2 separate regions of the Homo sapiens genome follow, and region 2 is linked to region 1. Evidence: read pairs that join two places in POLR2A ChIA-PET (ENCODE). Cell type or tissue: Caco-2. All regions are shown on one strand. Links, peaks and the distances in the headings refer to the core of each region. The heading gives the core; the rest is flanking DNA. Region 1 holds the start of LOC105370969 (a long non-coding RNA gene). Region 2 overlaps SV2B (synaptic vesicle glycoprotein 2B).

Evidence for each region. ChIA-PET counts read pairs that join two places held together with the same protein. Peaks named below come from ENCODE experiments on the same cell type or tissue, not always from the same donor. Only the 100,000 strongest peaks of a DNase experiment are listed, where the experiment ranks them.
Region 2: POLR2A ChIA-PET joins it to region 1 with 14 read pairs; 2 of 35 experiments call an interaction of 5 or more read pairs at or near these places.

The regions. Positions count from the first base shown.
Region 1 is chr15:90,827,673-90,843,858 of GRCh38, forward strand. LOC105370969 (a long non-coding RNA gene) reads left to right here and starts at 12,054. Exons shown (of 3, transcript XR_932610.3): 1 at 12,054-12,228; 2 at 13,482-13,612. RefSeq lists enhancers at 2,418-2,507, 12,667-13,321, 13,347-13,641. In Caco-2, for the core only: no CTCF peak of the experiment used is centred there; a DNase peak (open chromatin) is centred at 8,860.
Region 2 is chr15:91,202,625-91,218,810 of GRCh38, forward strand. All of the region lies in intron 1 of SV2B (synaptic vesicle glycoprotein 2B), which reads left to right. Among named protein-coding and RNA genes, the nearest start is that of SV2B, 110 kb to the left of the region's middle. In Caco-2, for the core only: no CTCF peak of the experiment used is centred there; no DNase peak of the experiment used is centred there.

The DNA of each region.
Region 1 (16,186 bases), core at 5,525-13,524:
AGTGATTCTCCTGCCTCAGCCTCTCAAGTAGCTGGGATTACAGGTGCACGCCACCACGCCTGGCTGATTTTTGTATTTTTAGTAGAGGTGGGGGTTTCACTGTGTTGTCCAGGCTGGTCTCAAACTCCTGGCCTCAAATGATCCACCCAGCTAGGCCTCCTAAAGTGCTGGGATTACAGGTGTGAGCCACCGCGCCCGGCCTTGCGATTTTTGTATCTCAGCTCAGCTCTTCACACGAATTCATCCTCACAACCGCAGGGGATTCGGAGGGGTCCAGTAATTTTTCCCTTTTCACAGCCAAAGCAGCTGAATCACCAAGGCCATGAAACGAATGAGGATCTGCCTGATGTTCACCAGGCTGGCCCCTCCAGATCACTGCAAAGTGGGGCAAGATGAGAACAGCGCCAGGGGTTGATGACACCCAGGGCGCCCCAGCAGGACATCCTGGCCCAACTGCCCTCCAGGGTCCCGGTCAGAGGGCCAAGCTTTGCTGCTAGTCATGGCCCAAGTAGCCTGTAGCTTCTTCCCCGGATGGATGTGGGATCCTCCCAGAAAGGCCTGACCCGACCTAATCCCAGTCTCCCCACCTTTTCTGATACTGCTTCCTTACCTGGACCTCTCCACCCGCTGCCCGGCCCACACTCACCACTGGGCTCAGCTCTGCTGGGACACTGCTGCCTGGACCGTGCGTGGATGGGGGCGGGGCGGGGACGAGGGGAGGTGGAGAGGTCACTGCTCCTGGGAGGGCTGGGAGTGGCAGTGAGCCGTTGGTCTGGCCATTCTCCCTCCGTGAGGTTCAAGATCAAAAGTTCCCATGGGAAGGCCACAACCATTTCTTCTGTGAGGCCCGGAAATGATAATGGGTTCCTCATACTAAAAGACTTTCCTGGCCAGGTGCGGCGGCTCGCGCCTATAATCCCAGCACTTGGGGAGGCCGAGGCCGGCGGATCACTAGAGATCAGGAGTTAGAGACCAGCCTGGCCAACATGGTGAAACCTTATCTCTACTAAAAATACAAAATTAGCCGAGCGTGGTGGTACATGCCTGTAGTCCCAGCTACTCGAGAGGCTGAGGCACGCGAATTGCTTGAACCCAGGAAGTGGAGGTTGCAGCAAACCGAGATCATGCCACTGCACTCCAGCCTGGGGGACAGAGTGAACTCTGTCTCAAAAAAAAATATTAAAATTTAGCCTGGTGCAGTGGCTTATGCCTATAATCTCAGCACTTTGGGAGGCCGAGGTGGGCAGATCACGAGGTCAGGGGATCGAGAACATTCTTGCTAACATGGTGAAACCCTTTCTCTACTAAAAATAGAAAAAATTAGCAGGGTGTTGTGGCACATGCCTGTAGTCCCAGCTACTTGGGAAACTGAGGCAGGAGAATCACTTGAACCCAGAAGGTGGAGGTTGCAGTGAGCTGAGATTGCGCCACTGCACTCCAGCCTGGGCGACAGAGCAAGACTCCGTCTTAAAAAAAAAAAAATTAAAATTAAATTTTTAAGACCTTCCTGCTCCCTGAAGTGGGCCACCCTGATCCCAGCCCCCAGGTCTGGAGTCACCATTTCCAGTTCTTCAAACCTGCCTGTTGCCGACATGCTGGGTGACCTTGGGCAAGTCACTTCGCCTCTCTGTGCCTCGAGGCCTCACCAATAGAATGACCCTCACTGGAAGCTGATAATCAAGTCCGCCCACCCACTTGGACATTCCAGGACTGTTCAATTTCAGTGCCATATAGACTTACATAAGCAGGGCTGCATTTCTTTAATTTGAGTAAAATGCAAATGCTCCTGGTGGATGAGTCTGCACTTCTCAACCCCAAGCCTGCTCAGGTGCATCACTTGGGCGGGAGGGAGAGGTCCCACCCAGACCCACGGACCTCTGCTCTTGGGGTGGACAGGCCCTGGAGATTGGCATTTTGCAGAGCCTCCTGAGGAGGGGAGTTCAGACTTTAGAAGGCAGAATGAGGGGCGAACTCCCCAACCCCAATACCTGACCACATGCACAACAATGACAAATTTTTGGGAAAAGAGTGAGCCAACAGGCCAAGGTGGGTGGATCACCTGAGGTCAGGAATCCAAGACCATCCTGGCAAACATGGTGAAACCCCATCTCTACTAAAAATACAAAAATGAGCTGGCTGTGATGGTACGCTTGTGGTCCCAGCTACTCAGGAGGCTGAGGCAGGAGAATTGCTTGCACCCAGGAGGCGGAGGTTGCAGTGAGCCGAGATCTTGCCACTGCACTCCAGTCTGGGTGACAGAGTGAGAAGGGACCTCCAAGGCTATCGTGTTCAGCTGCTGGGGTGAGGAGTAGGGCAGAAGGCTGGGCACAGGATGTTTAGGGGATGACAGGACAGAGAAGACCTGTGGCCCCCAGCAGGGTGGCCTCAGCCGGGGGGACTTTCCCACCCACCTCTGCGCACTCAGGCTACCCAACTGAAAACAATGCAGCCTCAAAACTGCCCTTCTTCGGGGAAGACAGGAAGGTTCCCGTAGCAGAACAAGTAAAACGTCAGGAGTTAGCTAACCGAGCAAGATGAAAAAAACTTGCAACGCCTCCCTACACGCAAGTGCCAGGAAAGGGAAGGAAATCACACAGGGGCACAGCTGAAAGCCAGCAGAGCCAAGGACCTGAGTGGCTTTCTTGGAACTGATAGCTTCGCGCTAGACAAAAGTGAATGAGAATATGAACCAGGTATAAAAAGCACGAGCCGGGTGCAGTGGTGCGCGCCTGTCAGGCCCACCTGCTAGGGGGGCCAAGTGGGAGGATCACTTGAGCCCAGGGGTTTGAGACCAGCCTGGGCAACCTTGTGAAGCCCCATTTCTTAAAAAAAAAAAAAAAAGTTGAATGAAAAGAGCACAAAGAAGAGATGACAGGCCAGGCACGGTGGCTCACGCCTGTAATCCCAACACTTTGGGAGGCCAAGGCGGACAGATCACCTGAGGCCAGGAGTTTGAGACCATCCTGGCCAACATGGTGAAACCCTGTTTCTACTAAAAATACAAAAATTAGGCGGGTGTGGTGGCGGGCGCCTGTAATCCCAGCTACTCAGGAGGCTGAGGCAGGAGAATGGTGTGAACCCAGGAGGCAGAGGTTGCAGTGAGCCAAGATTGCACCACTGCACTCCAGCCTTGGTGACAGAGCGAGACTCTGTCTCAAAGAAAAGAAAAAAAGGAGAGATGACAAAAAAAATATATATATCAGGAAATGCAAAGAAACTGCAGAGGGGAGGAAACGCATTAACCAAAACAGGACCATGACACATCTAAAAACAGAGTTACAACATAGTACATGCATCTGAAAAGCAAGGGAATAGTGTGGGAGAGAAACTTGAAATAATTGCAGTGAATTTAGAGAAAAAGACAAATTAAAACAATTAGAGAGAAAATGACCATTATGGGTCCCAGACCTTCCAACATCAGGGTGACTGCACTCCCTGAAGTAGATTATCCAACAACTGAAACAAAAAGCTATTTAGAGAAAGTCTTCCTGAAACGAAGAACCAACTCTACAGACTGCGAGGGCATGACTACTCCAGGGAAGCAAATTCACAATGACCAACATAGGAACATACTGGCTGAGTTAGTGAACTTTTTTTTTTTTTTTTTTCAAGACAGAGTTTCGCTCTTGTTGCCAGGCTGGAGTGCAATGGCAAGATCTCAGCTCACCACCACCTCTGCCTCCCCGATTCAAGCGATTCTCCTGCCTCAGCCTCCCGAGTAGCTGGGATTACAAGCATGTGCCACCATGCCCAGCTATTTTTGTATTTTTAGCAGAGACAGGGTTTCTCCATGTTGGTCAGGCAGGTTTCGAACTCCCGACCTCAGGTGATCAGCCCGCCTCGGCCTCCCAAAGTGCTAGGATTACAGGCATGTGCCACTGCGCCCGGCCAAGTTACTGAACTTTAAGGATAAAGAAAAAACTCTTCAGGCACCTGGACAAAATGTCATTAAAGAATGGAATGGAAGGCCGGGTGTGGTGGCTTAAGCCTGTAATCCCAGCACTTTGGGAGGTTGAGGCGGGCAGATCACCTGAGGTCAGGAGTTCAAGACCAGCCTGACCAACATGGAGAAACCCCCTCTCTACTAAAAATGCAAAATTAGCCGGGCGTGGTGGCGCATGCCTGTAATCCTAGCTACTGAGGAGGCTGAGGCAGGAGAATCGCTTGAACCCCAGAGGCAGGGGTTGCCGTGAGCGGAGATCGCGCCATTGCACTCCAGCCTGGGCAAGAAGAGCAAAACTCCATCTCAAAAATAAATAAATACATTAAAAATAAAAATACAAAAATTATCCAGGCGTGGTGGTGCATGCCTGTAATTCCAGCTACTTGGGAGGCTGAGGCAGGAGAATCACTTGAACCCGGGAGGCAGAGGTTGCAGTGAACCAAGATCACACCACTGCACTCCAGGCTGGGCAACAAGAGCAAAACTCTGCTTCAAAAAAAAAAAAAAAAAAAAAGAATGGAATGGAATCTATTTCAATTTCATTATAAGGCTAAATGCTGATAGCCAGGCATGGTGGCTCATGCCTGTAATCCCAACATTTTGAGAGGCCAGGATGGGTGGATCACTTGAGCTCAGGAGTTTGAGACCAGCCTGGACAACATGGCGAAACTCTGTGTACAAAAATACAAAAATTAGCCAGGCATGATGGCCAGTGCCTGTAATCCCAGCTACTGGGGTGGTTGAGTAGGGAGAATCACTTGAATCCGGGAGGCAGAGGTTAGAGTAAGCTGAGATCACACCATTGCACTCCAGCCTGAGCGACAGAGCAAGACCCCATCTCAAAAAAAAAAAAAAAAAAAAGGCGGCCAGACATGGTGGCTCACGCCTATAATTCCAGCACTTTGGGAGGCTGAGGTGGGTGGATTACTGGAGGTCAGGAGTTCAAGACCAGCCTGGCCAACATGGTGAAACCCCATCTCTACTAAAAATACAAAATTAGCTGGGCGTGGTGGCGTGCGCCTGTAATCTCAGCTACTCAGGAGGCTGAAGCAAGAGAATCACTTGAACCCGGGAGGCAGAAGTTGCAGGCAGAAAGAGTGAAACTCCTTCTCAAAAAAGAAAAAAAAAAAGACTAAATACTGGGAGAATTATGGTTTTAAAGTAAAAGTGTTACAAACCTTGACAAAATCTGAGCGTGGTGGCTCACACCTGTAATCCCAGCACTTTGGGAGGCCAAGGCAGGTGGATCACCTGAGGTCAGGAGTTTGAGACCAGACTGAACCTGGGAGGCAGAGGTTGCAGTGAGCTGAGATCACGCCACTGCACTCCAGCCTGGGTGACAGAGCTAGACTCTGTCTCAAAAATAAATAAATAAAATAAAATAAAAATAAAAATAAATAAACCTTGACAAAGTAAAAATATCAGCATCAAAATCAGAGCTGGGGTGGGCAAGAGGAAGAGGGAGGATGTTTGAGGGGAGTGGTCGCCTTTTTTATCGCAAGAAATGACTGATCTTGCTCAAAGTGAAACATCTGAGTTTTTACCCCAAGACTCCAATGTCTTAATTAATTTCATAATCTTTTTTCTTAACCATGAGGAATTCATTATGAAGTAATAGCTCTTGTGGAAAGTAAATATTTATCTAAGATTCAGCAAGTTTTCTGGGTTTTTTTGCCTTTTTTTTTTTTTTTTTTCAGATACAGGGTCTCACTCTGTTGCCCAGATTGGAGTGCAGTGGCACAATCATGGCTCACTGCAGCTCTGAACTTCTGGGCTTAAGTGATCCTTCCGCCTCAGCCTCCTGAGTAGCTAGGATTACAGGCGGCACATGTTCCCACACCCAGCTAGTTTGTCTGTTTGTTTGTTTGTTTGTTTGTTTGTTTCGAGATGGAGTCTGGCTCTGTCACCCAGGCTGGAGTCCAGTGGCACAATCTCGGCTCACCGCAACCTCCGCCTCCCGGGTTCAAGCGATTCTTCTGCTTCAGCCTCCTGAGTAGCTGGGACTACAGGTGCGCACCACCATGCCCAGCTAATTTTTTGTATTTTTAGTGGAGACGGGGTTTCACCATATTGGCCAGGCTGGTCTCGAACTCCCGACCTCGTGATCTGCCTGGCTCGGCCTCCCAAAGTGCCGGGATTACAGGTGTGAACCACCACACGCAGCTGACACCCAGCTAGTTTTTAAAAATTTTTTTGTAGAGACAGGGGTCTCACTATGTTGCCCAGGCTGGTCTCAAGCTCCTGGGATCCTCTCACCTTGTTCTCCCAAAGTGCTGGGATTACAGGTGTGAACCATAGCACCTGATCTGCCTTTTTTTTTTTTTCTGTTAAACTCAAGTAAAATAGAATATATTTAGTTTAAAATAGAACTGGTACGGTGCAATCTAATCTAAAATTGTTTGGACTTACCTTTCTCTGAACTGCAGGGGCAGAAGGAGGGTGATCCCTTTTCTCCCCATGTAAAGGGTCATGACCGGCACCTCTATTACAAAAATCAAGTTAACAAGAGAAAAAAGAACAGGCTTATTACATGCACATGAGACATGCAAAATATGAACTCAAAGAGGGGCCAGAAGGTTGAGGAGAGGAAAAATGGAGAAATGAATAGGCTCAGTGCTCAGACAGTGGTTAGCAAATGACTGGGAGCTGAGTGGGACAAGTTATGGGAAGGTGAGGGCGGAACTGCAAAGGAACAAAAGTTGGATTTGTTTGTTTGTTTGTTCGTTCTGAGACAGAGTTTCACTCTTGTTGCCCAGGCTGGAGTGCAATGGTGCGATCTCGGCTCACTGCAACCTCCGCCTCCCAGGTTCAAGCAATTCTCTTGCCTCAGCCTCCCGAGTAGCTGGAACTACAGGCACGTGCCACCATTCTCGGCTAATTTTTTGTATTTTCAGTAGAGATGGGGTTTCACCATGTTGGCCAGGCTTGTCTCAAACACTCTTTACCTCAGGTGATCCACTCGCCTCGGCCTCCCAAAGTGCTGGGATTACAGGCATGAGCCACTGCGCCCGGCCGAGACAACCACAATTCTTTTATTGTTGTTGTTTTTTGAGATCGGAGTCTCCCTATGTTGCCTGGTCTGGTCTCAAACTCCTGGGCTCAAGTGATCCTCCAGTCTCAACCTCCTAAATAGCTGGGATTATAGGTGCATGCTGCTGTACCTGGTTTTGCAATTCTTTTGGAAAGAAACTTTCTTAGTCAGATAAGGAATTCCAGGAAGAGTCCCTCCCTCCACTCGGGGGTAGGGAGGGTACAAGACAAGGTTAGGCAGCTTTGCAGTCCTCAGCATGTCAGAGCCCCAGTCTGGGGTATCACTTTCTGAGCCCCAACCTTCCTATCCCTCTTCATCTCTCCAAACTTCTCTGTGTAGGTGGCATTCCCCAAGGTTAACACGAATAACGGGCTATAGTAAGCATGTACTGAGCACCAGAAGTTTTAGGTGCAGCAGAGAACAGAGCCGATGAAACCCCTGCCTTCATGAAGATATCATTCTTTTTCTTTCTTTCTTTCTTTTTTTTTTTTTGAGACGGAGTCTCACTCTGTCGCCCAGGCTGGAGTGCAGTGGCACGATCTCGGCTCATTGCAACCTCCACCTCCTGGGTTCAAGCAATTCTCTGCCTCAGCCTCCCGAGTAGCTGGGATTACAGGCACCCGCCACCACGCCCAGCTAATTTTTGTATTTTTAGTAGAGACGGGGTTTCACCATCTTGGCCAGGCTGGGCTTGAACTCCTGACCTTATGATCCACCCTCCTCAGCCTCCCAAAGTGCTGGGATTACAGGTGCAAGCCAATGCACCCGGCCTGAAGATATCATTCTAATGGGAGGAGTTTGTTACTTCCTTCTTTGTACTTTTCTGAATTGCTTGTTTTGTTTGAGAGTTAGCATATATCTTTTTTTTTTTTTTTTTTTGAGACAGAGTCTCTCTCTGTCGCCCAGGCTGGAGTGTGGTGGCATGATCTCGGCTCACTGCAACCTCCACCTCCCAGGTTCAAGCAATTCTCCTGCCTCAGGTGCCTGAGTAGCTGGGATTACAGGTGCACGCCACCACGCCTAGACAATTTTTTTGTGTGTGTATTTTTAGTAGAGACAGGGTTTCATCATGTTGGCCAGGCTGGTTTCAAACTCCTGACCTCAAGTGATCCACCTGCCTCGGTCTCCCAAAGTGCTAGGATTACAGGCGTGAGCCACTGCACCCAGCCAGCATACATCTTTTTTTTTCTTTTCCTGAGATGGACTCTTACTCTGTCGCCCAGGCTGGAGTGCAGTGGTGTGATCTTGGCTCACTGTAACCTCCGCCTCCTGGGTTCAAGCAATTCTCCTGCCTCAGCCTCCCAAGTAGCTGAGATTATAGGCACGCGCCACCATGCCTGGCTGATTTTTGCATTTTTAGTAGAGACAGCATGCGCCACCGTGCCAGGCCATATATCATTTTTATAAAAACAAAGGCCGGGCGCGGTGGCTCCTGCCTGTAATCCCAGCACTTTGGGAGGCCTAGGCAGGTGGATCACCTGAAGTCAGGAGTTTGAGACCAGCCTGACCAACGTGAGGAAACCCTGTCTCTACTAAAAATACAAAAATTAACCAGGCGTGGTGGTGGGCGCCTGTAATCCCAACTACTTGGGAAGCTGAGGCAGGAGAATCACTTGAACCCAGGAGGTGTAGGAGGTTGCAGTGAGCCGACATCATGCCATGGCACTCCAGCCTGGGTGATGGAACAAGATTCCATCTCAAAAAAAAAAAAAAAAAAGAAAAAAGAAAACAATTTACCTTCACACACACATAAAACACATCCACGGAGGATGATTCTTCTGAACAGCTGGAGTTGGGAAGCACTACATTTGAAGCTGGATGAGTCATTGACACTCTTGTGTAAACAGGGTTTTCAGGAAGACAGCGTGGGGACCCAGAGTCTCTGGAGGTCCCAGCTAAAGATAAGATTCCCTGCGGAGCAGCTGACCCTGGGAAGAGCTGAAAAGGGAAGCTGGTTCCCCTGGGTTTTTAGGCTCTCTTGGAAGGAACAACCATCCAGGCTATCTCATGAGGCGCTCTTGCCAGAGATGCTTGTCCCAGTCCTGATCCTAAGCCCCTGCCTCGTTGGCATTGGTGAGCCCCGTAAGCCCCATCCACTTCCTCCCCCTCATCACCCACCTATCTCTTAAGCAGGGCCCTGACTCCTGCCCCGTCCACTGTGCCCTCACTCTGGCCACACAGGCCTGCCCACTGCCTATTTTTTTTTTTTTTTTGAGACAGAGTCTCACCCTGTCACCTAGGCTGGAGTGCAGTGGCACGATCTCTGCTCACTGCAACCTCTGCCTCCCAAGTTCAAGTGATTCTCCTGCCTCAGCCTTCCGAGTAACTGGGACTATAGGTGTGTGCCACCATGCCTGGCTAATTTTTGTATTTTAGTACAGACGGGGCTTCACCATGTTGGCCATGCTGGTCTCGAACTCCTGACCTCAAGTGATCTGCCGCCTCGGCCTCACAGAATGCTGAGTTACAGGCGTGAGCCACCACACCCAGCCGACCACTGCTTGGCTTTTGCAGGTGCTTTTACCTCCACCAGAATCTCCTCCTCGCCCCTAGGCTTCGAGGCCTCCTTTTCTGGAAGGCTTCCGTGACAGTCCAGACCACCTGGCTCTGCCTTGTTCCAGTGACTCAGAGGCTCAGAGCCGGCGAAGCCTTGGGGCCTTGCACCCGGGAGGCAGGAAGGCACACGGGCCCTGCCTACTGGGTGACCTTGGCCAAGTCCTTTGCCCTGGATGACTCTCTTTCCTCATCGGAAAGATAGGGGCATCATGAGCTGCTTGATAGGAATCAAGAAGATAACGTGTGAAATGTTAGCTATTTTTAGTTTCAGGTTTGTTGGAAAGAATGACAATGAGACGAGCTTACAGGAAGGGGGAATGAAAGGGGGAAATCAAGTCAGTAAGGGAAGAATGTGATAAAAAGCTTAAATGGAAATTTAAAAAACCTAACTTTTCTGGGAGGACGGAGGCTCCTTGTGGAGCCAGTTGAGGGTCTGTGGGGGTCATGGGGGCACCGTCAGACACTGTGGGAGATGCTGGACAGGGCTGGGTCCAGGCCTCCAGGCCCAGTGGGACCTCCCTTCTCAGCCCCCTTCTCTCTTTTTTTTTCCTTTGAGACGGAGTCTCACTCTGTCACCCAGGCTGGAGTGCAATGGCACAATCTCGGCTCACTACAACCTCCACCTCCCAGGTTCAAGCGCTTCTCCTGCCTCAGCCTCCCAAATAGCCAGGACTACAGGCATGTGCCACCACGCCCGGCTAATTTTTGTATTTTTAGTAGAGATGGGGTTTCACCATGTTGGTCAGGCTGGTCTTGAACTCCTGACCTCAGGTGATCTGCCCGCCTCGGCCTCCCAAAGTGCTGGGATTGCAGGCATGAGCCACCGCGCCCGGTTCAGCCCCCTTCTCTTTCAGCTCAGGCCCCCCTGCCCCTGCAGAGCCTTGGGAAGTGTCACCCCACACCAACTCCACCAGCTCCTACGAAAGCACCCCCAAATCATACCCTCTAGGCACCGCAGCAAAAGCAGCTTCAGGGCAATCCCCCAGCACAACCTCACCCCTTCCTGAGACTGGTGGGTGAGCTGAGGTCACCCGCCGCTGCCAGCAGGGCTGGGTAAATCTCGGAGCAGGCGGGGGCGAGGGCGGGGGCTGTCACCGCGGTGTTGCCTGACGCACCCTCCTCCCCAGCTCAGGAAATTGTGAGGTGAACTCTTCCCCTCCAGAGCGCTGTCTGCTGTGAAGGCGGCTCAGGCCCCCAACACACACATAGCAGGTGACAGGTAGGGCCCAAGCACTGGAGTCCCCGCTCCTCCCTGAAGACCTATCAGGGCATCTCTGGGACTGTGTTCCTGCTCTCCCTGCTCTGCACGCTCCCCCACCCTACAGTTCCCACGGGGCCAAACTTCGGTCAGAATCACCTTTATTGCACAGCCGCTCTGTACGCCAGGGGCTCATCACACATACAAGGTCGGTGGATTGTCCCCATCTTACAGATGAGGGAGCGGAGGCAGGGCGTGCAGAAGGGGCCACTCGTGGCCACGGAGCGGGGACTGGCAGGCCCATTGTCGTCAGCGGACTCCTCAGCCCCAGTGCCAGGCAAGGACTAGAGCCATGGAAAGCAGGGACGCTGAGTCCCTGGGGCGTTTGGGGCATCCCCAGCTGACGCATTTGTTGCAGCCTCTAGGGGCATGGAATAGGCAAAGTGCCCACATGGGGGTGCAAGAACTGATGCCCCCACCCCCCACTTTGTGAGTACACCCCATGGAACCTCGTTCTTTTTTTGAGACAGAGCCTCACTTTGTTACCCAGGCTGGAGTGCAGTGGCATGATCTTGGCTCACTGCAACCTCCGCCTCCTGGGTCCAAGCGATTCTCCTGCCTCAGCCTCCCAGGTAGCTGGGATTACAGGCATGCACCACCACGCCCAGCTAATTTTTGTATTTTTCGTAGAGATGGGGTTTCTCCGTGTTGGCCAGGCTGGTCTCAAACTCTTGACCTCAGGTGATCTGCCTGCCTCAGCTTCCCCAAGTGCTGGGATTACAGACATGAGCCACTGCACCCAGCCCCAAACCTCATTCTTTTTATGGGGTCATTCTTTGTATGGACGTCCAGAATCACCAATCCCCTACTGTTGGACATGCAGGTTATTTCTAGTCTTTTGCTAAGACAAGCAGTGTTGTGATGACTACACTATCCTACATCCCTTGGCATGTGGGTGTGTGTAGGATAAATGTTCTGGGCACCAGGCTCCAGCAGGCCCCACGAACAGGACTCTGGGCCTTATGCCAGGAGGGGGAAGATTCAAAGAGGGCCCCTCACCTGGGTCTGACCCAAACCCACACCAAAGCCAGCAGGTCATCCAGAGCTGATTCCCTGGGAAGCCTGCCCAGGAACCACCGTCCGTCGGGCTTTCTTATTGTAAGAGCTTTTTTTTTTTTTTCCTCCTTTGGCAGAGCACAGCGCTGGGCTCCAGCCCTGATGCAGAGGTACAAAGCTCGTCTGGGCAGATTGTTATGCAAATCAAAAGAGGAAGCAGAGCTAGGGGAGCCGAGGAGCTCCTGCTGGGCTCTGCCAGGGAAGAAGCCGCAGTAGGAGCCCCTACGTAGGCCCTGCAAGAGGCCTGGCGTTCAGGAAAGGGCCCGCTGACCATCCAGTGCAGGGAAAGGAGTCCAGCTCTGGCCTCTGCCCCTCAGCTCCACCTCCTGCATTCCTAGGAGTTCTCCAGAGGATCTGATGGGAGCTCAGAACCGGTCCCAACAGGTACTGTGACGCGATGGCCATTTTCCTTCCCTTTACCACTGTGCCCCCCTCCCCCCACTGCAGGGACGTCCCCTGGGGCGTCTCTGTGCCCATGCCCCATTGGGCGCCTCCTCTCAGCCCAGCCCCCTCCACACTGTATTGTCTCCTTAGCCGTGAGCTCCATGAGAGCAGGGTGTGCCCAGGTCACTGTTGTCTCCCCAGTGCCCGGCACAGTGCCTGGCACATCATAGATGCCCCGTGCTCCTACACCAACGAACTCCCCTGACAGCACCACATCCACGGGGAGCTAGGCCTCAGGGAACAAAGTGGTGCCTGGCTGAGGCACCCACGCAGGGCCTGTTCTTTTGTTTGAGACGGAGTCTCACTCGTTACCCAGCCCAGATTGCAGTGGCGCAATCTCGGCTCACTGCAACCTCCACCTCCTGGGTTCAAATGATTCTCCTGCCTCAGCCTCCTGAGTAGTTGCGATTATAGGCGTGCACCACCATGCCCGACTAATTTTTGTATTTTTAGTAGAGACGGCTTCACATGTTGGCCAGGCAAGTCTCAAACTCCTGACCTCAGGTGATCCACCCACCTTGGCCTCCCAAAGTGCTGGAATTACAGGTGTGAGCCACCGTGCCTGGCTCGGACTTGTTCTTGAGGATGACGGAACGGGGGTTTTGCTGTTAGGCCAGCCAACAAAATGGACAAGAAAGACGGGGGAGAGAAGTGAGATCCTTCCCGCCAGAGCCTGAGGCTAATGCAGGCCGTGCTGGGCCTCATGCTCCAGGCCAGCCTGGAAGAGCCCAAAGCCAGTTTCCTTCCAATGCTGCATATATTACCCAGCATTCTTAGATGGAAAGTCCAGTTTCTTTTGCTTTTTTTGTGTATGCACTTCAGGAATTTTTTAAGCTAATTGACTGAAGGGCTCATGTGCCTAGGAATAGCAATCCTAATAAGCTTTTGCGGAATCTCCCTGGTTTCAGACCAAGGCTGTGAATGTCCCAACTCACTTCTGTTCTTGGTGAGTTTTGCTTGTGTTTGTGAACGAGGTGAATTCATTAAACACAGCAGTGGCCCCTGCCCAGTGCTGGCTCCCTACAATGACCACTTCAATTGCACTGACCCAGATGCAATGGATTCCACCGCAGAAGTGCATTTAACTCAAATGCAAACATAACTGGAAGGTGACACAAGTCCTGAAATCCCTGGTTGTGCAGACTCATCAGTGCCTAGCCACTGGTCACTAGCATGTTTTCATTTTTCTCCAGCTCCCTCCACCCTTCATGAACGGGGGCTGGAAAATGTGGTCTGCTCTGATAAGGATTTGCGTCAGGCTACTGGCTACTCAGCAGCCGAGAAGAGCAAGCCTCCAGGCCTCTGCACGCGTGCCTTCTGCCCGGTGAGCCTCTCACTATCGTCCTTCTAAAAGACACTTCAAAAAGAGGCAAAATCATGCCTTCCATACATATATTAAAAAAAGAATATGTGTCAAATATTTTATTCTACTCCTAAACCAATTTAAGGAAACCAGGCAGATGTTACAACTGGTTCAAATGAAATCCTAAGAACAGACACATTTAATAATCAGGAATATGGAAAAGAACATGCAAATGGGAGCTGGGCACAGCGGCTCATGCCTGTAATTCCAGCACTTTGGGAGGCCGAGGTGGGTGGATCACCTGAGGTCAGGAGTTCGAGACCAGCCTGGCCAACATGGTAAAACCCCGTCTCCACCAAAAAAAAAAAAAAAAAAAAAAAAATTAGCTGGGCATGGTGGCACATGCCTGTAATCCCAGCTACTCAGTAGGCTGAGGCAGGAGAATCGCTTGAGCCTGGGAGGTGGAGGTTGCAGTGAGCCAAGATTGCACTATTGCATTCCAGCCTAGGCAACAAAAGCAAAACTCCATCTCAAAAAACAACAACAACAACAACAAAAACACGCAAATGGGGGCAAAGCTAGGGAGGGGAGAGTCAACTGGTCTCCTACTGGAGTTTGGAATCTGCAGGTCTGTAGAGAAGCAAAATTTTGCATTGCTATCACTAACCTACAAGTTAAAGAGTTGTAAGTAGTCTTCATAGAATGGAGTCAGATAATCCAAGGGAGGTCCTGGAGAGTCTAGATAATGCACAGTTTTTCAAAGATGTACAACTGTTTTCAAAGATGTACAAATATGTACAACTCTGACCACTGATGTCCTTCACCTGGCCAACTTAACCCACACCTCCTCCAGGAAGCCATCCCTGATGCCCAAGACTGGGTTAAGTGCCAGCCCCTGGGCTCCCTCAGTGCCTTGAATTTCTGATCACACTGTTCCGTCTCCCTCATCAGATCTATGAGATTTTTTTTTTTTTTAAGACAGAGTCTCACTGTGTCACCCAGGCTGGAGTGCAGTGGCACAGTCATAGCTCACTACAGCCTCAAACTCCTGGGCTCAAGGGATCTTTAGCCTCCCCAGTAGCTGGGACTACAAGTGTATGCCACCATGCCCAGCTAATTTTTAAGTTGTCAAGACAAGGTCTTGCTTTGTTACCCAGGCTGGTCTCGAACTCCTGGGCTCAAGCAATTTGCCTGCCTCGGCCTCCCAAAGTGCTGGGATTACAGGTGTGAGCCACTGTGCCTGGCCTGATCTATGAGATCCTTAAAACAGAAGCTGTGTCTTACCCACCTCTCACTGTGCCTTTGAGAATCAAGGGACACGTGGTTGAATGAATGAATGAATGAATGAGAGAAAAAATGAACAATACAGGGTCCTAAGCCAAAGTGGTCCACAGGGCCCCCATAAACCCGTAAAAGACTGACGAGACAGCTGTTGAAGGTCTGCATGTGTACCTGTGAACACAGACAGGCTTCAATCTCAATCTTAATAAGGGCTCCTCAGAAATGAAGCTCAGGAAGCAAACAAACATGGGAAATGATGGCTAAACACAAACAGGTGGGTTTTGCTTTTATTTCCTTTTAACCATAGGACTCCTGAGTCCTTGTAATATATAGTAAAGAGTCTTGCTCTGTTGCCCAGGCTGGAGTGCAGTGGCACAATCACAGCTCACTGCAGCCTCGAACTCCTGGGCTCGAGCCATCCTCCTGCTTCAGGCTCCTGAGTAGCTGCGACTACAGGTGTGCACCACCACACCCAGCTAATTTTTAAAAAATTCTTTTAAGAGACAAGATCTCACTATGTTGCCCAAGCTGGTCTCAAACTCCTGGGCACAAGCAATCCTCCCACCTCAGCCTCCCGAGTAGCTGGGACCACAGACACACGCCACCATGCCTGGCTAATTTTTGTATTTTTTGTTGAGACAGGGTCTCTCTATGTTGCACAGGCTAGTCTCGAACTCCTGGGTTCAAGCGATCCTCCTGCCTCATCCTCCCAAAGTGCCGGGATTACAGGCGTGAGCCACTGTGCCCAGGCTAACAGCCTTTAATATATTAAAGTACCCCAGGAGGGAGAATGCAATGTTTCCATGTTTTCCTTATCTGACTATAAAACAATTTTTTTAATGGACCAGAGACGATGGATTCATGGAGTTACTGTGAGGAAGACACTCAGCATCGTGCCTGGTATCGTGTGTGCTTCATAAACGCCAGCCATAGCATGATTCTTTATAAAGGCACCAGCTGCATTTATGGAGTAAATGCCTTTCTTGTGTCATCTCGCTTGACTGGCAAAGCCATAAGGCCAGGTGAGGAAGATGAGGCAGGGGATGAAGAGGATATAACACGTAGGAGGTGAAGTCACTAACCCAAATCCTTGCAGCCGGCAAGTGGTCAGAATTCTTGGACCAGGTGTGAGGCCTTAAGAGAACAAGCTAGCCCAGGGCTTGGCATGAAGTAGGTGCTTAATAAAGATTGGTTTTAGCCAGGCGCAGTGGCTCATGCCTGTAATCTCAGCACTTTGGGAGGCTGAAGCAGGAGGATCACTTGAGCCCAGGAGTTCCAGACCAGCCTGGGCAACACGGCTAATCCCTGTCTCTA
Region 2 (16,186 bases), core at 5,354-13,353, 370 kb after region 1:
CTGGGAAGCAGAGGGAGATTAGCACACTGGATTAATGCTCTGGGGATCAACACCTGTGTGTGGGGGTGGGGTGGTGATGAAAGAAACAGGACTGGCCAGAGAGAGAAGTGGGGCTACAGTCTCAACACTCCAGGGAGTGCTGAAGCTGGAAAGGTTGTAGAGTTGGCCTGAGTTGGGTCAATGGGCCTGGCCTTTTTATCCCCACAGTAATTAGTCATTGGCTTCAGGCTGCTCTGGGAAGAGGTGTGATCTTGGGTAAGGCAAACCCTCTCTTTACTCTCAGGCAATCCCTAGGAAGGACTGACTACCACTCACACTCCCAGCAGCTGGGGAGTGAGGGCTCCAGCCCTAAGGGTGTGTTTGTGGGGCTGGGTAGATATCACAGTAGCCACCAGAGTAAACTTTTTGTAAATGCTTAGGATGACAGTCTTATTACTGCATTATTTAATCCAGCAGTTAGGTGCCTGCCTAAGAACCTCTAGTGAGTCTAGTGCCCATTGAATACAGAACAAATGCCATCCTTTGAGAGTCTTTGCTTTCCTGTAAAGATTTAGGATTGGACTTGAGCTACAAGCCTTTCTCCTTGAGGACTTCCCCAGGTAGGGGCCTGGCCTGGCTGTCCAACTGCATAGTCACCCCTGAGGTGTCCACAGGTTCTATGCCATCCCCTGTGGTCAAGGTGATTCAGAACCAAATGGGGCAAGCCTTTGGAACAGTCGAGGTCAGCAGGCATGAGCCTGGTACCGTTGAAATGAAAAGGCAGGGATTCCCTCTCCACCTGGAATCCTACCATTAGAATCCTGTTATGTATTGAAGCATTTTAAAAAGCATCAAGAATGTTCTATTTAAATGCAAATAACTGTAAAAGTTAACAGCTTAAGCCTTTGTGATGAAATGCCTTTATATCTTTATTCAAACACTATTAAGTTTCTATTTTAAAGTTTTCTAAATGTGGCAATCTTGTTACGGTTTAGCTTGGGTTTCATCTGCTTCGAGTGAAAATAAAAATAATCTGGATTCCTTCATCTGGGCATTTTCTTTGAGAAGAATGGAGGGTACAGTAGAAAAAGCTCTGGAATATGGAGACCTGGAGTCCAGTGTGAGGTCTGTCCTAACAAACGGGGGACTTTTGTCAAGTTCCTGCGTGTTAAATCTGTAAACAAAAGACCATGAGATCTGTGGAGGAAGGGAGAGCTACTGTCTCTCTCTCTCTCCTCCCCTCTCCCCCTCTCTCCCTCTCTCTCTCTGCACAGCCTTTAGTACAAGTTAAAGTGCTTTCAGAAGACCAAAGGGAGAAAATCTGGCTTAAATAGGAAACCTTCTTGCCTAGGTTCTCAATCAGGTCCATTTATGCAAATGAAGGATTCAAACTTGTTCAGTTCTGATCAGTCGAAATAATTGAGCCCTGGTTGGGTGGTTTCCAGGCCCCAAAAGAGAAGTCTCTGTCAGATATTTCTTTCAAACTGCTAGTGGGCTGGGGATGGGAGGCTTCCAACTGCAGTTTACCCTGGCTCTGGTAGGGCGTGCGGGACTGCTCCCTCTGACCCTGCTATGTCCACCCGGTTCGCTTTTAAATTTAGAGCATCTCTGTTAGCCACAGGGAGTCTATCTGGTCTGGAGAGCTTGGGGTCTTAATTTACAGTTTTATTTTACAAATCCAAATTAATTAAAATTTAACTCAGTTCCTTGGTTGCACTAGTCACATTTCAAGTTGTCAATAGCCAACTGCGGCTAGTGCTACTGTAATAGGCAGTGTAGGAACTTCTACTAGATAGCACATGAAGATGATGCCTTTATTTCTTTGTTTAGAATAAAATTTAACCCACATTTGTAATGAGTTGAGAGTTGATAATAGTAGGTAGTTTTTTTTTGAGATTTACACACATCCACCAGTGCTTATCTGGCCACTTATTTCTTTTCTTCTTCTTCTTCTTTTTTTTTTTTTTTTTTGAGACAGAATCTCATTCTGTTGTCTATACTAGAGCATAGTGGCTCGGTCACAGCTCACTGTAGCCTTGAACCTCCTGGGCTCAAGTGATCCTCCCACCTCAGCCTCCTGAGTAGCTGAGACTACAGACATGAGTCACCATGCCCGGCTAATTTTTAAATTTTTTGTAGAGATGAAGTCTTGCTATGTTGTCCAGACTGGTCTCAACCTCCTGGGCCAAGTAATCCGCTCACCTCGCCTCCCAAAGTGCTGGGATTACAGGTGTGAGCCAATGCACCTGGCCCACGTACTTTCTTCTATTTCTTACCACCACCTTGTGAGCTAATTTTTACAGATGGGAAAACTGAGACTGAGAGAGCGTAGAAAACAGGTTGAAAGACCTAACTTGCATGAGGTCTTTGCTTGCATTCAAATCCAGGTTGATCTGATGCTGAAGCCTGAGCTGCTGTTTTTGTTTTCTGAAATAAGCATGTGTTAAAAGATTACAGACTCACTGTTATTTAGAAAGAAGTTTATCCATCCTTATTTCTGCTGCTGTTTTTCCTCTTTTGTCTCATTTTCTTCTAGAAAGCTTTGTTGACTTGGTAAAATGCACGTGATTCCTTTCTCTAGTGTCAACCTAAAATAACCAAAAAGCTCAGGATCCAGTTAAAAGAGTTTATTCAAGCGTGAAGTGTGAGGGCCGACATCAGGGAAGCAGAGCTACACCAAAGAATGGTGATCAGTGCTCCCAGTGTGGGGAAAAATGAGGACCATTTATCTAGGCAAAAATGGAGGTGCTGAATAGGATAACATTTCTTTTTTTTTTTTTTAAACACAGGGTCTCACTCTGTTGCCCAGGCTGGAGTACAGTGGTGATCTCGGTACACTGCAGCCTCTGCCTCCTGAGTTCAAGTGATTTTCCTGCCTCAGCCACCTGAGTAGCTGGGATTACAGGTGTGCACCACCATGCCCGGCTAATATTTGTATTTTTAGTAGAGATGGGGTTTCATCATGTTGGCCAGACTGGTCTCGAACTCTTGATATCAAGTGATCCACCCACCTCGGCCTCCCAAAGTGCTTGGATTACAGGTGTGAGCCACCACGCCCTGCCCAGGATAACAACATTTTCATACAAAGTCTAATGTAGATGTAAGATTTGATTGGCTACTATTGGTTATACTCTAAAGGGATTGCTTAACATTTTATTGCAAAGAGTCAAAAATCAGAAGGGTGTCTATCTCCAATATCATTTAGTCTAGGTTTGAATAAAGAATAGAGAGTTCAGTTAATGTATAAAATCTCAACCCAAAGGTCAGAAAGCAGCAGTCACGCACTGGAGGAGAAAAACAGCTGTGTTAGGTGAGTCAGTTTCCAGGGCTTAACTTTTCCCCTTGGCATGATACATATGGGAGGTCCTGAAATTTTAATATCTTTTTACACCAGAAACAACTACTGTTTTTGTTGTTGTGGTGGTGGTGGTTGTGGGTGGTTGTTTGTTTTTGAGACAGGGTCTTCCTCTGTTGCCCTGGCTGGAGTACAGTGGTGCAATCCTAGCTCACTGCTGCCTTGAAATCCTGGGCTCAAGCAATCCTCCTGCCTCACCCTTCTGAGTAGCTGGGACTACAGGCACATGCCACCATGCCTGGCTTTTTTTTTTTTTTTTTTTTTTCAGATACAGGTTCTCTTTGTGTAGCCCAGGCTGTTCTTGAACTCCTGGGCTCAAGTGATCCACCTGCCTTGGCCTCCCAAAGTGCTGGGATTACAGGCGTGAGCCACCGTGCCCAGCCGATGACTACTGTATTTAGTTAAGGAAGCTCCCCCTTCCAGCAGGTTCTCCATGTATACAGCCATGTGTATGGCATTGTCATACATGGGTGATGTGCTCATCCACATGGGGCTGCTCTTCAGAGGCCTGACTGTGGTTTCTATTTTGAATTTCAGTTCAGTAAAAGTCAGAAACCTCTTCAGGAATTTCTTTGGATTAGAATCAGATTAAAAACTTGCAGTTTGCTTGGGATTTGAGGAAGCCCATCCATCTGGGGAGGTTGTGGGCAATGCCTGCTTGGAAGCTAATAGTCATAAAAATGTTTTGAATGAGTGGGGTTTGGGGTGGGTGTCCATTAAAAGGATAATGGAGTTATCTTCTGGTTTGTTAGCTGGTATACTCATAGGATATAAATGTTCGACCTAGTACCTGTTATGTTTTCCCTTGACTTGATTATATTATATGACATAAAAGAGCATATTTAAATTTCAGGTGTTTAGGAGGGGAAATGTGTCCCCTGATCAACAGAGAAGTTTGAAGGCTGATGTTCGATGTTAGGATCTTTTATTTGGACACATCATCCCAAATAGAAAAGCAGATTGATGCAACCCTAAGTATATGCATTTTCCAGAGAGGCTTGAGAGAGTGAGAAGGGAGAGTTTTGGTTGAGACTGAGGGCAAGATGAAAGATGTGAAATGGGATTGTGAGCAATTTCCTTTAAAAAAATTTTTTTTTTGAGTCACCCAGGCTGGAGTGCAGAAGCATGAGATCCTAGCTCTCACTGCAGTCTTCCCGGGCTCCAGTGATCCTCCCTCCTCAGCCTCCCAAATAGCTGGGACTACAGGCACACGCCATTATGCCTGGCTTTTTTTTTTTTTTTTTTTGAGAGACGGGGTCTCACCATGTTGCTCAGGTTGATCTTGAACTTCTGAGTTCAAGCGATCCTCTTACCTTGGCCTCCCAAAGTGCTGGGATTACAGGTGTGAGTCACTGTGCCTGGTCTTAAAACAATGTTTTTTTTCTGTCGGATATCTAAAAAGGTGGGACTGAAGAATACCTTTGTGGTAGGCATTCTGTGTTAAGAGCAAAAAACTGGCTCAGGAAGGACTCTTTCTAATTCCTATACCTGAAAAAGGCCTGTGTGTGTGGTCTGTGTGGTCCCCACCAAGGAAACAATTTGTTCGCCGGCATACCAAGGGTCAATTTATCGGGGGCAATATCCACCAAGTCTGTTTGGTCAGCTTGATGTTGTAGGGAAGAAAAATAATTTCTTTTCCTCACCTATCACAAGGTTCATGGCTGACACCCCATAACCAAAGACAGAATAACAAAATAAAAGCATACCAACTTATTTAACGTAAGTTTTATGTGACACAGGAACCTTCAGAAATCATGACCCAGAGAAACAAGGGAATCTGTGTATTTTTATGGACAGTCATGCAGAAGTATGATTGGAGGGCAAAAGAGCATGCTCTATTGGTAATAAACTGGGGAGGAACTTAACAAGGCCTGTTCAGTTTCTTCTTGACAACCTATGTGACAATTCTCCCTCTCAGGTATAGGGCAGGATACCTGTCACAGGAGGGCCTTCAGGGGAGAAGTGAGGAAGAAGGTCAGAGAGTGACTTTCCCAGGTTTTATCGCCTGCATCAGGGAAGAAGGGGCAAGTGGAATTCTAGTGTCTGTGGCCCACTTCAGGGGAGAAGGGGGTCAGAGAAGGCAGAGAGGCCTTCCTACTTCTGCTGTTTTCTCAATTTCCAAGGTGCCATATTTTTGGGTAACATTTTCTGCACCCCATCAATATCGACAGTCTCACCCGCGTCTGTGATCTCAGTGGAAACAGCTGGAGCTTTCACGATGTAGTAGAAACCTAGCGGTGTCTGAGCAGCTGGTTTCAAATTCCCCAGCAGATACCACTAAGCCCTCTGCATTTTGCAAAAACTGGTGTGTCTATACCTCTATTTATATGCACAACAGCTTGCAGATAACCTCTTTTTTCTTATATCTCTCGGGGAATCATTGCTTTGTGATTTATGATGAAGAGAAAAGTGTTTTCCCCCCACCCTTGAAAATAAAACAACATGATGTTAGTTGATTTCAGAGGTGAAAGTTGCTAAAGATCATTTTGCTAATGACAGTTTCATATTCATGGAACACAGAAAACATCATGTATTTGGTTTCAAGACTCCGGATGACAGCAGCAGGCAGCTCTGGGGGTGGACCCTGGATGATGCCTGATGCAGGAATTGTCCTTCATGCAGCATGTTGCAGTGATGTGCCATCTGTTTCTAGGATGAGTCTAGTAGCTATTGAAGAGCCTACAACAATATTCCTGCCAGGTCTTCTCAAAAATTCATCTTTCCCCCTCCTTGTATATGACAACCCTCTATGTAAGAAAGCAATTTAGCAATAGGAGGGCAATGAAGATGCATCTTTTAAAAAAATGATCTTCTCCCTGTCACCCAGCTGGGTGGCTCACTCACACTCATCTCCTTCTTCTGCTCCATTCAGGACTCCAAAACATAACAGTGTTGGAGTTCATTTCAGTATCCACGGACAGTTTAAATGATGCCACAATGGATTACGTGGGTTTCCACTATTCTTGGCTTCAGTTGTGCAGGAATGCAATCTTCTTCTTTTTCTTTGGTAATAATTTATTTATTATGTACCTGTCAGTGCCAGGTCCTGCTTCCTGCTACATAGGTGACAGAAGAGTCAGAGATAGACTCTGTCCTCAAGTTGCTTGCCAGTTAGCCATCAGTTACAATGAGTGACTGTGGCAGTACTGTTTTTTGTTTTTTTTTTTTTTTTTTTTTTTTTGAGACAGAGTCTTGCTCTGTTGCCCAGGCTGGAGTGCAGTGGCATGATCTCAGTTCACTGCAACCTCTGCCTCCCAGGTTCAAGTGATCCTCCTGCCTCAGCCTCCCAACTAGCTGGGATTAGAGGCATGTGCCACCATGCCCAGCTAATTTTTGTATTTTTAGTAGAGACAGGGTTTCAGCATGCTGGCCAGGCTGGTCTTGAACTCCTGACCTCAGGTGATGCCCCCACCTCGGCCTCCCAAAGTGCTGGGATTAGAGGTGTGAGCCACTGCGCCTGGCTGGCAGTACTAGTTTTGATGGCTTAAGCAGAGTTTTCGAGTGTTGACATTATTTGGAATCTTTCCTTGCCAAATATGTAGGAGTAATTTGAATAGGAAAGCCAAACAGTTGAAAAGGCATGTTGAGGAATTTCATCACACTATTAGCTGAGCTTGTCAGGTGCCAGACTGAGATAATATGTGATATTCTGTAATATATGGGGAAGCCCAGATATGACTGCAGAGACAGCCAGGTAGAGACCTGGGTTTGAATCTAGCTCTGCCTCTCTCCAGGGGTATGACGTTGGGCAAATCTCTTGGCCTTTCTCAGCTCCTGTTACCTAAACCCAAATTCTCAGGTCTTTGAAAGAATTAAATGAGATCGTGAGTGAGAAGCTCCTGACATAAACTACAAGTTCATTAAAGGTTTTCTTCCTTTCCCCTTATCTTTCTTCGTTACTCCAGGATTTGGAGCAGAGCCCAGAACTGCACAAAACACTAGGCTTTAGCACTAAATATGTTTGCATTCCTGGCAACACATTACCCTTTTCTAATTACAAAGTTTATAATTTGCCTAAGCTGAATTGGGGAAGAGAATGGGGAGATGGAGGGGGACTAATTATAGAGCAGGGATCTGTTGGAGTGGGGCTTGTGAGTGTCCAGGCAGGAGAGAACCACAGGGCCAATGACACCCGGGGGCTGAGTCTATGGCAGGATAATTAGGAGATGGAGATAGGAATTGGAACACAGTGAGGTGAATTTAAACAAAAATTATTATTTCGGGTAACTAGATGGGACTGCAAGATAATCTGTGAGGCCACTACTGATAATTTCCCCAGTGAGAAATGATGGGGAGGTTTCCAGAGGCTGGGAGAGCTGTAGACTGACAGTCTATGAGGTGGAGCCGTAACTGGGCAGCAGGGACCGGGGTCCCGAACCAAGCAGGAGGTGGTAAGTAGTTCGGTCTAAGCTGCGGAGAGTACAGATGGCAGGCAATCCTAGAGGACAGGGAATTTCCACGGCTGGGTTATTGCAAGGCTAGACTGCAGCAAAGGGCAGGGTAGTTTCAAGAAAGGCTAAAGTCAGAGCAGAGGCAAATTGAGACATAAAGAGGTGGTTTTTCTAGCCTGCCAGCTGCTCTCAGACTTGCATCTGGGGTGTGTTGGGGAATGATCCTGGATCCTCCTTGATATCATCCCTTCTAGCCTGCCCATCTCCCAGCCTCCCTTAACCTCGGTAACTCCTACATCTGTATCCACAAAGTTTCTTGAGTCTTTTAGGAAGAGATCAAATTTCCAGCCAGTGTCCCCTATTGGAGCAATGCATCTCCTCAGTTTCATGCCAGCTTTGAGTTTTTACTGGTTTTGATATGCCTCCAAAGGTTCAAACGAACCAGAAGCTAGAGAATATCTTATGTGTGAAGAGAGAGCCCTTTCTTTATAGAAAGTCTACTGTTCTTAGGCTTATTAAAATATCTGTTCACTGGACTGTACGGGACATGAGGGCAGGAGCTTGTTTTATTCTCCTGGGTGCTCCCAGCGCCTGGCATAGGCCCTCCAGGCAGTAGGTGCCCCTGAAGTGTTGGAGGAATCAATGCCTGCCATTGATGAAGACAGTGAAGTAAGGCCACACCCCTAGGGAGGGACGACCAGAAAAGGAGAAAATGAAGTTGGAGAGGTGGGCAGGGTGTCATTCAGCAAGGGTCCTGTATGGCCAAATCAACGGCAGTAGTTTCGAAGCCGCTAAGAGAGTTTAGGCCATGAGGCGGGGGCTGATGGTGTCAGGGAACTGAGGTGAGAGCTGTGCTAAGGCAGTGCCAGTGGAATGGAGTGAAGGGCTCATTCCCAGAACTTCCTTCCTTGCTAGTCTCAGAATTTAAAAGCTAGAAGTGTCAGCAGGCAGAGTTTGTCAACCTCATGAGAAGGGGATCATGGGTGTGTGGCCTTCTCTTTGATGACTCATTTGATGATAGCCATGGCAGTCTTCAGGATCACACTCAATTCTGCCATTGGCTTAGTGGCTTAAACTCTTCTTCTTCTCCTTCTTCTTCCATCTTCTTCCTCCTCTTCCTCTTCCTCCGCTGCTGCTGCTGCTGCTTCTTCTTCTTCCTTTTTTTTTTTTTTTTGTTGGAGTCTCGCTCTGTCGCCCAGGCTGGAGTACAGTGGCGCAGTCTCGGCTCACTGCAACCTCTGCCTTCCGGGTTCAAGCAATTCTTCTGCCTCAGCCTCCTGAGTAGCTGGAATTACAGGTGCCCACCACCACACCCAGCTAATTTTTGTATTTTTAGTAGAGACAGGGTTTCACCATATTGGCTAGGCTGGTCTCAAACTCCTGACCTCATAATCCACCCGCCTCAGCCTCCCAAAGTGCTGGGATTACAGGCATGAGCCACCTCGCCTGGGCTTTTTTTTTTTTTTTTTTTTTTGAGTTGGAGGTCTCACTGTGTTGCCCAAGCTGGTCTCGAACTCCTGGCCTCTAGAGATCCTCCCGCATCAGCCTCCCAAAGTGCAGGGATTATAGGCGTGTGCCACTGCACCCAGATGTTCAGTATTTTTAAACTAGACTTTCAGCCAGAAGAATTATTTTTGAATCAACTCTACTGTGAGAAAAAAAAATGCATGTTGAAATGCCCACCAGGTTATAACATCTCTTCTTTGCTCTGGGAGATTGAAGTGCATCAGAAATATGACCTGTTTCTAGATGCTCTCTTAGATAAACCTATGTTGTGTGCCATGAGCCTCCAGGTAGATTTGTGCAACAGCAGAGGCTTCCATTTCAATAGCTCTGACTTTTCTTTCCAAAGAAATATTGCTTCTCAGGAAAAACAAAAGCAAGAATGAAAACTCTCCAGAAAACTTGCTCTCTTTCTTCCTTGGGCTTACCCCAAATCTATCTCTGTGGGCTTCACTTTTCAAGTTTTAGGTGTCAATTAGCCGGCCCTCTGTTGTTACTGAAGCTCCTTTCCAACCTGGCCCTACCTTCCTTCCTACCTATGTCTGCTGCCTTCCCACTAAAGTCCCTGTGTGCTCCTGCTAGAGTCACTGGCCCCCATGTGAGTCCCATCATTAGGTAACTTGACAGGACTCAAGTTTGCTAAGATTCACTGTTTAATTCTGTCAGTCTTAGCATTTACTTAGGGCACACGTGTTCCTGCGTCATCATACAGGGATATGTTCAGTTGTTGCTTACAGTAAGTGCTCTTTGTTGGGTGTATTTAATGGCAAGGTAAAGTGGAATTGTAGAGGGATGTTCTGGTAGAGAATAAAGGAAGCTGGCTGGCCACGGTGGCTCACTCCTGTAGTCCCAGCACTTTGGGAGGCCGAGGTAGGAGAATCGCTTGAGCCCAGGAGTTTGAGACCAGCCTGGGAAACACAGTGAGACCCTGTCTCTATAAAAAAATTTTTAAAAAATAAGAAAAAGAAAAAAATATTTTAAAAAAGAAAGTGACTTTAAAAAGAGAAGCTGAGCACGGTGGCTCATGTCTGTAATCCCAGCACTAAGGTAGCCCGAGGCAAGGGGATCACTTGAGGCCAGGAGTTTGAGACCAGCCTGGCCAACATGGTGAAACCCTGTCTCTACTAAAAAAAAAAAAAAAAATACGAAAATTAGCTGGGCATGGTGGCTCACACCTGTAATCCCAGCTGCTTGGGAGGCTGAGGCAAGAGAATCACTTGAACCTGGGAGGTGGAGGTTGCAGTGAACTGAGATCGTGCCACTGCACTCCAGCCTGGGTGGTGGAGTGAGACCCTGTCTCAGAAAAATAAATAAACAAAAATAAAAAATAGGAAAGAGAGAGAATAGAGGAAGTCAGGATGCCAAGGCTGGGCTCTAAGTTGGCTTCCCAATAGGACCAATAGACTCATGGGCACATTTAACTTTTCCTCAAGCTGGTGTTACTTTCCAGTGAGATACCTATCTGGCAGTGGGAGATGCAGTTAGGGTGTAGCAGAGGCAGTTTGGTATAGCAGGTGAGTTTGAATCCTGACTCTTGAACTTACTAGCTGTGTGACCTTGGCAAGTGACTTAACCTCTCTGAGCCTTAGTTATCTATGGAATACAAAGGTAAAGGTATGTATCTCCTTGTGTTGTAAAGTTGAAATGAGATGATAAATTTAAAGTGCTCAACTCAGAACGTGCTACTTTCTCTCCACCTCGAAGGCAGCACTTCCTGTCTGGGTGGTCTTTGCCAAATGTCCATAATTCATCTGTAAAAATTTTTACCATGTCCCTGGCAAAGATCATATACCACCTCCTGTACTCCTCTTACTTAATTTTAAAAATTCAGGTCATTTTTACTAACTGACTGCATTCATTTAGTAAAGATACTATACCACTCCTATAAATATAGGGTTACTATAAAAAAAGACAGTAAAAATAATACAGTGTTATGTTATTGATGGTAGCCAGATACTATTCCCTTTAAAGGCTCTGAACCTGAGTCTTGTTTTCATTTCATTCAAAAGGATAATTAACAAGTTAGCAAGGAAGTGGTAGAGCTGTGCTGGCCCCCAAAAGGAGGCTTTTTCCTTGACAATCAAAAGGGATTGAAAGAACCCTGAAAATGGAATCACCATTTCTCTATGTGATTCAGTGTTATTGAATGGTATGTTCAAACACCTTTTGAAGTCATGTCAGATACCATCAAAGGTAGCATCTTCCACTTTGGGAAACACTTAACTTGGAAATCAGTCATATGGGAACAAAATATCAGCTCATGACTACTGGGAAGTGGACCGGTTCCGGATCTCTAGAGGAGGGAGCTGGCATGGACTGGTGGAGTGGGGTAGTGGTGACCCCAACCTGGGGATGAGGATTCAGGGCAGGGTTCCAGCAGAGTGGAAGTGCTAAAAAACCAGAGGGTCTCACCCAAGAAGGCCTCAGATTTGCTGCTTGTGGAGTGAGGTTAAGGGTCTCGTTGTCCTTTAGAGTGTGGTATGCATCTCTGCAGGAATTAGGGAATACCTAGGAAGGCATATCTGTGTGTGTGTTTATATAACAATAGCTATTTTTATTGAGCTCTTTCTTGGTGATGGACACTGTGCCAAACATTTTGAAAATGTTAACTCATTTAATTCTCATAACAATGCAATGAATAGGAATCCTTATTATCCTCATTTCACACATGAAGAAACTGAAGCTTAAGGTTCAGAAACCTGCTCTGATTCACAGAACTTGCGAATGGCAGAGCTGGTATCTGTAAAGAAATGCAGTGGGCAAGAATTCGCTTTACAACAGCCACTGTATGGCAAGAAATATCATTAACAATTGTTTTCCCGATGAAATCAAAACGAAGTAGGATTGGCAAGCTGCCCATAATTGGTCTTTGTTAGGGCTTCCTTCCCCATTCCACTGGCTCACTTATTTAAGTGTTCCCCAAACAGTTGTGGGGGGTGTGCTTGACTCCTTAGTCCATGGCTATAGCCACAGTGGTTCTCCTCGTTCTTTCTGCTCCTCAATGCTGCCTTCAGGAGCAAGCCTTCTGCCATCTGCCAGGCAGTTCTGTTTTGGATAAACTACAAGAGACGCTGCTCAGTGATTCTTGATTCTGTTTACCAGTCGTACTGCAGGCTGGGACCATTGTTGCTGACCCCAGGGCTGCAGGGTAAACGGCCTTCGCAGGCATCCCATAGCTATCCCACATCCGGAGCGCTGCCTGCAGGAGGGACAGGTTCTGTCTCCTCTTGGAGAGCTCACATTCCTTCGTCCAGGAGTCTTTGTCCTTGTGGTTGGGCATCTCCACAAGTCCAAGCACCAGCCCCTCATCCCCTTCCCTACCAGCTTAGCTCCTGCAAAGAGCTAATTAACTCTCTGAAGGCTTGGGTGAGGTCTTCTTTGGCCTTGCACTTGAATCACAATGAAACTGTTTCCTGGGGTAAGAACTTAGGCCAGAGGTTCTTGACTTTGAGTGAGCACAAAAATTACCCTGGGAGCTTGGAGATAAAGTGGATTTCCCTCCTCCTTCTGTTTTAGCAGTTTTGGAATGGGAGCCAGGCGTCTGCATTTAGCTAACACCAGGTGATTCTCTCCTGCAGGTGGTTTAAGGATCACACTAGAAAACAAATACGGGCTAGGTTTTGGAACACAGAGGAACAGAGAGAGAGAGAAAATACACTTTTCAGGGGGGAATTGGCAAACATTAACATCTTAACTGATCATCCTGCCAGAAATATTTGCATAGTATAAATACATATTCATATAATATTATGGATACTATTAGTATAACCATAAATACATGATCTACCTAGCATTTTTACCTGGTATTATAGTGTCATCATTTTCTCTTTTTTTCTTAAAAAGTCATTCAAAAACATGTTTCTTATATTCCCATAAGATTTAGCTGTATAAATATCTTAATATTTATTTACCTAACCCTTGTTATGTGACGTATGGCTTGTTTTCAAGGGTTGATGTAATAAATAATGTTTTGATAAACATACTTCTCCATAAATTATTGTTCTGCATTTGTATTTAAAACTAAAAACCATTATGAAAATTCAGACTAAGTCTGATGTTACTTTGAAGTATTTGGTATTACTTTAAAGTATTTGTTTTTTTCTCCAGCAAAAAAATTCGCAGGGTTTGGTTCTTATTTCATAACCAATTGTTTCTCCCACCTTGAAAACTAGCTTTCTGTTTTAACAAAATAGAAAATAGATGGATGATTCAGCTTAGAAGAAAGAAGTATTTTTAATATAATACTCATGAACCAACACTGTTGTAAGTGGGGCGAGTGCAGCAATTGTTGGAAGCCTCAAAGAACACTGTCTCCCATGCCAGCCAAATAAGCCCTGGTATTTTCAGCCCACGGGTTGATGTAATCTACCCCAGAAACATCAAGCAGGGTATTTCAGGAAGCATCACAGGTGGTTAAAACATATTTTATGGTCAGAAAGTTGATAACAAGTAACTCAAGCAGTCAGTCGGTAGAACCACTGCACCCCCAGCAATCTTAGCTGGGAACTTGTGGATGTAAATAGAAGGACTACAGGCAAGTGAGAAAGTAAATGGCTCTGTGTGTGTCCAAAGAACTGAACTTTTAATTTAACTTGTACATTTTCTTTCTTTTCTTTTTTTTTTGTTTTTTTGTTTTTTGAGATGGAGTCTTGCTGTGTTGCCCAGGCTGGAGTGCAATGGTGTGATCTCGGCTCGTGGCAACCTCCACCTCCCAGGTTCAAGTGATTCTCCTGCCTCAGCCTCCTGAGTAGCTGAGACTACAGGCATGTGCCACCACGCCCAGCTAATTTTTATTTTTAGTAGAGACGGGGTTTCTCCATGTTGGTCAGGCTGGTCTCGAACTTCCAACCTCAGGTGATCTGCCCGCCTCGGCCTCCCAAAGTGCTAGCCACTGTACCTGGCAATTTAACTTGTATTTTTTTTTTTTTAACAAAAGTAAAGCATAGCATTAAACCAGTTCATCTATTTATTCAAGGCAGGGACATTCTGTCTCATGGGCCATTTTCAACATCAGCAAGGCACTGAATAACTACCTTTTTTTTTTTTTTTTTTTGAGACCGAGCCTTGCTCTGTTGCCCAGGCTGGAATACAGTGGCACGATCTCAGCTCACTGCAACCTCTGCCTCCCAGGTTCAAGTGATTCTCCTGCCTCAGCATCCTGAATAGCTGGGATTACAGGTGTGTGCCACCACGCTCGGCTAATTAGTGGGGATGGGGTTTCGCCATGTTGGCCAGGCTGGCCTTGAACTCCTGACCTCAGATGATCTGCCCGCCTCAGCATCCCAAAGTGCTGGGATTCCAGGTGTGAGCCACCGCGCCTGGCCCTGAATAACTATTAACTGTGTTCATTAAGCAAACATTTTTTGAGAATCTTCTATGTTCAAGACTGTTTGGTTTTGGTGATTCAAAGATAAGTAAAATTCAGTGCTTTATCTATCTTGGACCTGCCCACAATCTCCTGGCAGAGAGAAACACATAAACAAAGAGACACCAATAATTCCAGTATAATATGATAATAGAAATATGTGTGCAATGCTATGGGACCTCTTGGAGTAATTCTGAACGTTTGGGGGGAGGGGGAAGGGATAGCATTAGGAGATATACCTAATGTAAGTGACGAGTTAATGGGTGCAGCACACCAACATGGCACATGTATACATATGTAACAAACCTGCATGTTGTGCACATGTACCCTAGAACTTAAAGTATAATAATAATAAAAAAGAATAAACAGCCACCAAACTGCCAAAACAAATGGCTAATCAGCTTGTAAATGTTGCTCTTAACTTGAAAGAGACATTATCCTGTCATATTCTAATGTAATAATAATTCTGTTATTATATATTACTTAGATGCTTCAAAGCATTTTCACAGATACATGAGAAAATATTGAGTCAGATGGCTAGACACGGTCTTAGAAATCGTCCAGAACAATCCCTCGCTTGAGAGGCGAGGAGCTGAGAACCCCAGAAGGTGAGTGACTTCATTCATGCTCCCTCAATGCCTTTATGGCAGGGATGGGACTATGATTCAGGTCCTGTCTCCAGTAGTCCAGTGGACTTTCTCTAACACAAAAGACTATTTTGTACGGAGTCCCATGCCCTCACTCAGTACTCACTATTGCTATGACCATCTCAATTAGGATGGGAACTAAAGTAAAAGGTATTCTTTCTTATCGTTGCTAGGATAGTGGCTGAGACCCCTATAATGAAAGACAGATTAACAAGAGAAAAGCACACAAATTTATTTAATATAAGTTTTATGTGACATGGGAGCCTTCAGAAATGAAGACTCTCCAAAAAAACAGGAGAACTGTTTATTGTTCTGGACAGTTGTGCAGCAATATGATTGGAGGACAAAAGGGCATGGTCTCATGAGAATGAGCTGGGGGAATTTACCAAGGCCTGTCTGCTCAGTTTCATCTCTGTGTCCCTGTGTCTTCAGAGATAAGGATATTCTTTTCCTGTGGGTATAGGGTGGGCACTTCTGGAATGAAGATTTTATGACCTACTTTAGAGGAAAGTCAGAACACATTTTTACAATCTGCTTCAGGGGAGAAGGGGAAGGGGAAGGACAGAAAGCCCCTCCTGCTTCTGCTGTTTTCTCAAATGCCAAGGTGCCAAATTTTGGGGGAGTGTGTCTGGAACCTCACCCCTTTCCACAAAGCTGACACATATGAATATCTCATTAGTACCCGTCTGAGTGTGTTGACTCTTCTCTTTCTTTATATAAAATAGAATTACAATAAGGTTCTCAAATAACATTTTCTCGGGCTTTGTCCCTATAATGCCTCAGTGTCCACCAAATTCCTGCCAAATAGTTCCAGGAGTACCCAAGGGTATCCAGTCCTTCTAAGCATGGGATGTCTGCCATTTTCTTCTTCTGCCCTGACTCACTGGGGTGAATCTCTTGCCAAAACTGACTGCAAGTGAAGTCACAGATGCTACCGACTCCTGCT